Linked DNA regions of Homo sapiens: region 1 is linked to region 2. The links are chromatin contacts, found by Hi-C or POLR2A ChIA-PET in ENCODE. All regions are on one chromosome and are shown on one strand. Each heading gives the region's core, a stretch centred on a gene start or an enhancer-like site at or near the end of the contact. The rest is flanking DNA. Distances are from core to core; before and after follow the strand shown. Region 1 overlaps DOCK10 (dedicator of cytokinesis 10). Region 2 overlaps ACSL3 (acyl-CoA synthetase long chain family member 3).

The links. Hi-C counts contacts between places; a loop is a spot of excess contacts on that map. ChIA-PET counts read pairs that join two places held with the same protein, here RNA polymerase II (POLR2A).
Region 1: a map with no recorded cell type shows a loop between it and region 2 (4-fold over the local background). The contact joins two enhancer-like sites. A Hi-C loop is called at or near these places in 1 of 37 single-sample maps with no recorded cell type. POLR2A ChIA-PET finds 5 or more read pairs at or near these places in 1 of 52 experiments (activated T-cell).

Annotation. Positions count from the first base shown.
Region 1 is chr2:224,762,145-224,766,400 of GRCh38, reverse strand. DOCK10 (dedicator of cytokinesis 10) reads left to right here. Exons shown (of 56, transcript NM_014689.3): 56 at 564-1,311. The coding sequence ends at 680. Among named protein-coding and RNA genes, the nearest start is that of CCDC195, 48 kb to the right of the region's middle. Within about 2 kb of position 1,725, at least 3 of the 41 ENCODE cell types and tissues checked have a DNase peak (open chromatin) inside an H3K27ac peak, as active enhancers do.
Region 2 is chr2:222,941,162-222,945,324 of GRCh38, reverse strand. It overlaps ACSL3 (acyl-CoA synthetase long chain family member 3), which reads right to left. Exons shown (of 17, transcript NM_004457.5): 17 at 686-3,828. The coding sequence ends at 3,671. Among named protein-coding and RNA genes, the nearest start is that of ACSL3-AS1, 24 kb to the right of the region's middle. RefSeq lists a silencer at 1,154-1,303. Within about 2 kb of position 1,449, at least 2 of the 41 ENCODE cell types and tissues checked have a DNase peak (open chromatin) inside an H3K27ac peak, as active enhancers do.

The DNA of each region.
Region 1 (4,256 bases), core at 476-2,975, 1.8 Mb before region 2:
AAATCTTCACAATTCTTTGTACAGAAATCTCTTCTGTACAAAAATATATTTTAAAAGTGTCTGGAGTTTCTGTTGTTATTATGCTTACACGTCATTGTTTGAATCAATCTGATAAAGTATTTTTTAGGCACACTAACATTATTTTCAAGATTAAAATCAGGTCAAGACTTTTTTACTATATTTCCTTTTATGCAAACATTTAAATAAAATTTCTAATGTTTCCCTTTTTTGGCAGATGCTGACAATATAAATTATAAACTTTTAGAATAGAATAAAATCCTGGAATTACTCAGATATATTTGTAAGTTTCATCCAAACATTTATAAATTTATGTCAGATAGCAGAAGAGGATTGTGAAAATATTTTAACTTTCACCAAAAGTTAAAGCTAGCACGTGGTCTTGGGGGAAAATTCTTTAGATCCACTTTAATATGTGTCTTTTTATAATTTGAATAAATTACCCTGTGGGGAATGAAAACCTCTATTCTGGGTTTTAATTTTGTGTTTGGGATATTAACATTAACCTCTGCATTCTGTTGTGTTGTGTTTTTCCCTGTTTTAAGATTACGGGCAGGGACGACCTGTCAAAGCGCGGAGTGGACCAAACCTGCACTCGAGTAATTAGCAAAGCAACTCCGGCCCTACCCACGGTCTCCATCTCATCTAGTGCTGAAGTCTGAGGGCTCTGCAGCATCAGACCCACCTCTAAGAGAACTTTCTGAATTTGCAGCTAATCTCGGGGAAGAGAAAGATAGGTTTAATTTATTTGAAGTTTTCATGGTGTTAATATTTTTGTTTACCTCGCTAGCTTCAGAATTTTGCCAACCTCTGAATTTGCACATTTTGTATAATTTTTTTTTCTTTGAGCAGTGTTGATCAAGCCAGGTTGAATATTTGCCATGAAATTCCAGTGAATGTGTAGCTCAAATGCAAACCCTAAGTTTGCTGTCAGTTATTGTATGGTCAGTACCCCAGTCCTAGTACACATATTTTAAAGGTTAAAGTGAATGTTTTTGTAACATTTAAGCATATTTCAGATGTAAATAAAAGATTGTAAAATATACGGTTTTTACCAAATTTAAAAGATCCTTTTTAGTTAATACTATGACAGTACTAAAAATATATGAATAACATTTCAGATACCATTATATTAAAATATTTGTGTATGTGTACAAAAGCGTTGATAAATACTAATCTTTAAAGTTTGTGGAGTTCCTTTATTTGTAATATATGTGCTCTTAAAAGCAATGGGATGTGAAATTATGAAAGTATTTTATTGTTCATAGAAATAAAAAACACAGTTACTTTGCATTTGGTTTCCTGTTGAAGAGTGGGTGAGTTACTGAGAAAAATGGTTCATTGAATATCTTCTGAATGCAAATCTATACTCAATACTTAGGATGCCTTGCCAAGAAACCAACAAAGGACTCAAATCTCAGCTAAGAAGTTCCTCCAAAGATGAACTGGGTAGATCAGAGGTTTCCAAATGTAGGAGAGACTTAGAATGACTTGGGGAAAATCTAATGAATCCGAATCTTGAGGTCTGTGGAGGTTCTCAGAGAGATCACAAATGTTCCATTTCTCTGCTCTAATCTTGTGGTAGGATTGCAGTTTCCTGCCTCTTTTGAAGGCAAGCATGACCATGTGACTTGCTATAACCACTGAAATGTAGGCAGAAGTAACATGTGTTACTTTCAGGCAGAGGCTTCAAAGCCAGTAAGTAGTTCTTCCCAGCCTCTTCCCCTGATGTACTTATCTTTGATGTACCTGAAGCCCTGATTTACTTACCTTTGACATATTGTTTCAGCCTCAGTACCCAGGAAACTACAATGAGCAAGACACACACACACACACTCCCTGCTAACGCTATTGGTCATATAGTCTTGAGTGAGAAATACCATTTTGCTGTGTTACGATTCAGGATTGTTTGCTACCACCATGTTATGAGCTTATCAGAGCAATGACCGATAGGTGCTGACCTACGTTTGGGAACCACTGACATTTTCCACTCTCTGGCCCACTTCCCTCCCCTAGTGAATACTGGCTGCCATGGACCCGAACTGAGCTGCTTCTAGGTGCAGAAGGCAAGCTAGAGAATCTAATTTCATACTCACCTTCAGCAGCCATTCCAAAGCCCCAGACATAAAAAAGGAGACTTCAGCTGAGCTCATCTTTCTGCTATGCAAGGCCATTGGCCATGTCAGTACATGATGGTGAGGAGGGAGGTAAGGGGTTGGAATACGTATTTACATTTTGAGTACACAGAAGGGATAGAAAGATATTTTGGGTGAGAACTCGGATCCCTCAAGACACTTTTTTTTTTTTTGAGACAGAGTCTCACTCTGTTGCCCAGGCTGGAGTGCAGTGCGCGATCTCGGCTCCCTGCAGCCTCCACCTCCCGGGTTCAAGTGATTCTCCTGTCTCAGCCTCCCGAGTAGCTGGGATTACTGGCACGCACCACCATGCCTGGCTAATTTTTGTATTTTTAGTAGAGACGGGGTTTCACCATGTTGGCCAGGATGGTCTCGATCTCCTGACCTCGTGATCTGCCTGCCTCAGCCTCCCAAAGTGCTGGGATTACAGGCATGAGCCACCACGCCTGGCCTCAAGACACATTTAACTATTCTTTTCTCAAATAGAGCTCACTTCTTTATAGAAAAGATTGCCCTTTGATGAGCTCTGGCCCAAAGCATTATTCCCAGCTTCATTCTGCCTCCAGTTCTCTTGGTTCCTGACTGTCTGGGTCAGCATCTCAGGTCTTTTCTTTTAATTTCCCCATGTGTAGCTTTAGGCCACCTTAGACATTACTATTCCAGGCACCCAGGAAGATGCTGCCTCCAATATCATCTCCCACCTAACTTCCACCTGTAGGCTCAAGTCCTCTTGCCCATGCCAATCCACCCATCTCCCATGCCCCCAGGACACGGTTGGCAATGGGTTACCTCCAAATCTGAAAATAAATCTTCCAAAAAAACTCTAAGGAAGTAATTGAAAATAATAGATCTTTGTGCTTGTGTTAGGTGCCAAATATTCTATTTTTGCATCACAAACCACAATATCTTTGATCATGTCACCGTTTTGCCCCTGACACTGTTCATAGAACAAGAAGTTTAAATACAGCTTCTCTAAAGAGAATCACCTAAGACCACTCTGCCTTAACAGCGTTGAAACTCACCCTGCACAATCCCAACACCTTTTATTTCTTCCTTTCTCTAGACCAGACACATCAGACTGGCTGCTCAGAGATGGAATCCAGCATACGTATTTTATCTGCCAAACACGTAGTCTTTATTTTATTTCAATTAGGTGTCAACAGTTAAATATTACGAGACTTTGTATAGATTTCCAGCTTTCTGATATCTGTTGAATGCTCAGGCCATTTAGCAGTATTGGAATCGCACTCCCCCATCACAACAACAAGTGAAAATTGAGACACTGTTGCTCCATTTACATGTGTTTTCCAGCTTGCAGCAATAGGCACCAAGCCCTAATCAGCTTCTATCGGGCAGCCCCTGTTATTTATATTTCCTGCCTAGATCCCATAGGCATGTGTAGGCCCCAGTTCAAACAAACTTTTATTATCTATCTCACTGTAGTAATCACTCATGGACAGAAGACCACTTGCTTCAGAATCAGACAAAACACCTGTTCAAGTGCATACTTCTCTGTGCCATAAGAACTTCTGAAATAGAACCCCCTGGAGTGGAGTCCAGTACCCAAGCCCACATGATTCTTAGACATACTGGGTATAAAAACTCCACTGGATCCTCCGCTAATTAGCTACCCTTAAAAAAATGACTGTACGGATGATAAGGCCTTGTAAAACAGTGACCTCATTTCGAATTGCCAAGAAACCAAATTCTTATTTTACATTCTTTTTCATCTTTGTATAAAGTTAAATTAATACTCCTCAAAACAAGCTCAATAAAAAATGGTAGTAACTCTTCAAGTTCCACAGATGGAAAGGATGAAAATAAGACAAATGGCATTTTCCTCTATAATTTACCCTGGAAAAGATCCAACACAGAATATGTGGATCTAATACTTGGGATGTCAGCCCTGGCTCTGTCCCCTCATTCATTCATCATCCCACTCAGTAGCTACTTCTTTTTTCATTCTCATTTCAAAGTGCAAAATGCCCAGACTATAAAAAATTAACATAATCCCCTATTTTTGGTGACAATTACCTTATAAATGAGTGTCCATTATCCAAACCTCACATAGTACATCTGTATTCCTGTGTTAACACTCACTTA
Region 2 (4,163 bases), core at 200-2,699:
AAGAATAACCTGAGCAAAGTTAATGAGGAGAAATTAGGCACAACTGTCTAAGTTAATGCAAAACACACAAAGATGCCAAATGTTTATGTAAAGAAAGCTTTAACTGGTTTTGTTACAGGATTACACACAGAGACAAAAGTATGCTATGATAAAGTTACATATACCCACAAATATTGACTGGCAGTCAAAGATGGGGTGGGTGAGGGAGGTTAGTTTCTGAAACACAGCATGATACAACTCTTCCTCCCACAATTATTGGATTAAATGTTGGCACAAAGTTTAGATATTTCTGCCACATTGTAGATTCTACCCCATTAATTTTGATGCCAAATTTCAATTTACCACCTCTATTCAAGATTTTATGCTGTATGAATATTTTGGAATTTAAAATGCTGACAGTATATCTTCTGGGCAGTCAGAACCAAAAAGGAGGAATGGAAAGGAGGAATTCGGGAAGGGTTAGGGGAAAGTTAGAATATAAAAAGGCTAGGAAATAGATTATTAACAGAATTTCTAGAATAAAAAGTTTTCCTTTGGTTAGGTTGTTAGGTCAGGATGGAAAATTCCCCAAACTCCTTCTTCAAGTATTTCAGGAATGTCAATGAAAGTTTCACTTTTACAGGAACAGCTTTTCTTAAAAACCAAAACCAAAAAAAAAAAAAAAAAAAGCCAATATATTAAGAGCTTTAATATCAGAAACTTCAACTTTTATAGATCTTTATTCTTCAAACTTTATGTCAAATTACAAATAAATAGTCCATACCATGTAGCTCTTTATGATACACGTCTTCAGGCAGAAAACAGCAACAACCAAGAACACATCGGAAATGAACTCACAGTAAATAACCAATTTTAAGTAGAGAAAGGATATATGACATTTCAGTGTGGTCCAATATGTACACTGTTTAAAAGCGGATCCCCCTGTAAAACATCACAGATGTACATAATTCTTATGGGAAAAAAAGAGCCCACACATCAGAGATTTTTAAAAGTTTTTTCAAAGTTGTATCACAGGGACTGGTTGTTTAAAAATGGCAAAATCTTGAGTATTTTAGCAGCAAACAAGTAAGTTATTCCAGGTTAATCTATTTTTAAACGTTGCTGAAAAAGTTGCAAGCTTTAGAGAACATTATAAATATCAAATCCACTACTGAAAAGCAAAGTAGTATTTAGAAAGTAGATACTACTTTCAGGTTTGTTCTGTGTCAGCAAAAACTTTTTCATGAAGTTTCTGCTAAGAAGGATGTCAGTGGAGGAGCAGTGGGGAAATAAATGGAGGTGGCCACCAGTCTTGGCTCTAAGTTGCTAAACTTACTGGAACATGTAATGCTTACGAATTCTTCATAGAGCTTAGTTTATTCCCAGTAAACAATAGTTCTTAAGAACCATTCTTTTAGATCTGTATCTTATTGTCAGATATTTGTATTAGATTTAGCAATTTGAAATTCCTTAAAATTTTGCTCCCCAAATATCTCCTGGTTAAACCAGTATTTCTTATATGAGTCATAATTGAGTGGTTTTTTCATTGAACAGTTTTTTCCTCTTGAAAGGGTAATTTTAGAGGATATTATTTTTTAAGTCACTAAAGATAGTTTTGCTTACAGACAAATTTGTTTAAAAGGGGACTCTACTTAATTTCACTTTCTACTGTGGCATTTGACACCTGGCATCTGACATTTTAGGACTGAAAGGAATTATAAACTTCATATGAGAAAACAAACGAAACTAAATAGAGTTTAAGCCTGCCTCATTAGATGGTTCCATCAGTGATCAGCTACATAATTCATCTGACACTATTTCAAGTCACAATTATCAGTATCTCTCCTTTGAAGCATTCACACTTTTTTCCTAGATACAATCTCCTTTTTTTAATCATCTGAAAGCAAACAATTATTCTAAAGACAAGGCATCAGAAACAAATTCTCTCCGCCCACTGAGATTTAATTTTTAGATCACAGCATCCTCATATAGAAGTTCCATTCAATATTTTTACTTCTTCTTGGCAGTTATCCCAAACATTAATATTTAATTATGAAAAGAGAAAAGCATTCAAAACATAATACAAATATACAATACAAGAAAAGTTGAAAACAAAAAACACTGTATTGCAATGTCTCCACATACGATGTTTGTGATGCAACCAAACACACACTACACAGTCCTGGCTGCTCCTAACACTCCCCTTACTTTACACAGACCTAGGTTCATCTTTTTTTTTGTTTTTGTTTTTTTTTTTTTTGATTTTTGCCTTTTGATGCCTACAGTAACTGAGAATCAACAAAGTAACTAGTCTGACATGAAAAATGTGGTGCCTATGATTTAAGTCCTGATTTGAGCACATCTTAATTGGTGCACTATTGCTTTTGATAATCCAGATATAACAACAGACAAGCAGTAATAAATGAAGAGACTATGTATCACACAAGCAAGGTTTCTGAATTACAAATAACTTCAACAATGACATCAAAACCTATGAATTAAATCTTAACTCACGCGGTTATAAAGTTAAATTCTCATGTGTCTTAGTGAGAATGCTATCATCAAATACATTCTAAATTCTTTCATTTTTTAGTGTACAAAGGTTATGGGAGAAAGGATAAGGTGCTTTTTAAATAAGCTACCACTGACTCACACACATCCATACACGCATCAGTGCAAACTAGGAAAAACACTAATTTTAAAATGAAATAATGATTATCTAGACTAAAAGGAGACTTTGAGATAGAATAATTTTCCATGACTAATTTGTTTACAAATATAGATAACTCAATGTACATATAGTCAACGAAATATTCAAAGAATAACTTTATATACTCTTGTTCTTTAAATTCTATCCTCTCTTTCAGAATTCTTCCATTTAAGTTTGGGTATTTTCCTAGTTTCAACAGATGAACAGAAGACTTCATTGAACATTTTGACAGTAAGCTACTAGAGACCAATTATCAACTGGTGCTACACATGCTGTGTTATCTCCCTTACTATTAAACTATAACCCTCTCTTGCTATTTTGTTTCATGCATCACCAACCAAACTTCATTTTTTCTAATAAAAAATAAATATATAAAGAAGACACTGACAGGCATATATTCACAAGATCTCAACTTCTTAAAACATAAGTATGGGTATATTTATTTCTCTCAAATGCATACAAGACAATAATTACACAGCAACAAATCTTTTGTTCAACAATGATTTGATTCATAAGCATTTGAAATTTACATAATTTCATATCAATACCCTTGTATTTTTAAATACAGTAAGTAAAAAAGCCCCCAAATAACCAATTCTTATATTTCCTATTTATCCCTCTATACATCCAAACTTTTAAAAAGTTACAAACTGAACATTATACAGAACATATAAATCATGTTTAAAAACTTGAGGTTTTAAAATCACTGCTTCCCCAATATGATTCAGAAAAATTCTCATACTGACAAGTACAGTCATAGGTGGTAAAGTAAGTTGGTGGCGGGGAAAATGAAAGAAGAGACAGACACAAGTTTGCTGTCTTAATGTTTTACTAATCCTGTCAGTTAAAAATGGTGACGTCATGAGAAGTAATAGTTTAATATGAGGAATGGAGTTTGCCTTGCAGCTTGAGACATGCATTTCAAGTATTTTCCTATTTGATCTGAGCTCACTGTAGCAAACTGATGCCAGAAGAGAATAATTATTTTCTTCCATACATTCGCTCAATGTCCGCCTGGTAATGTGTTTTAAGCTCTTTGCGTTTCAGCTTGAAGGCATCTGTCACCAGACCAGTTTCAGGGGTCCACGGTTCAGGACTCAAACGAATTTTTACTGGAATTTCAAACTTTTCCAGACTTGCTAAGATGATTAAAAAAAAAGAAAAGAAGAAAAGGTATTTAAGTTCTTAGCAAATGGTGTAACTTCCCCACTTTTTGCGTATCCATCAAAATGCACAACCAACAAGTGAACCATGAATGTCACTTCTAAAGAATCTATTCCTCAAAATACAAACATAAGTAAAACAATAAACTATTTAACAAGTCCCCATCAAGAGGAAAATGAGTTAAATAAAATATGATATAGGAACAAAATAGAATATATATTCTGTCATTGAAAACGAGTTAGAGCCAGGCATGATGGCTCATGCCTGTAATCCCAGTAACTCTGAAAGCTCAGGCAGGAGGATCGCTTGA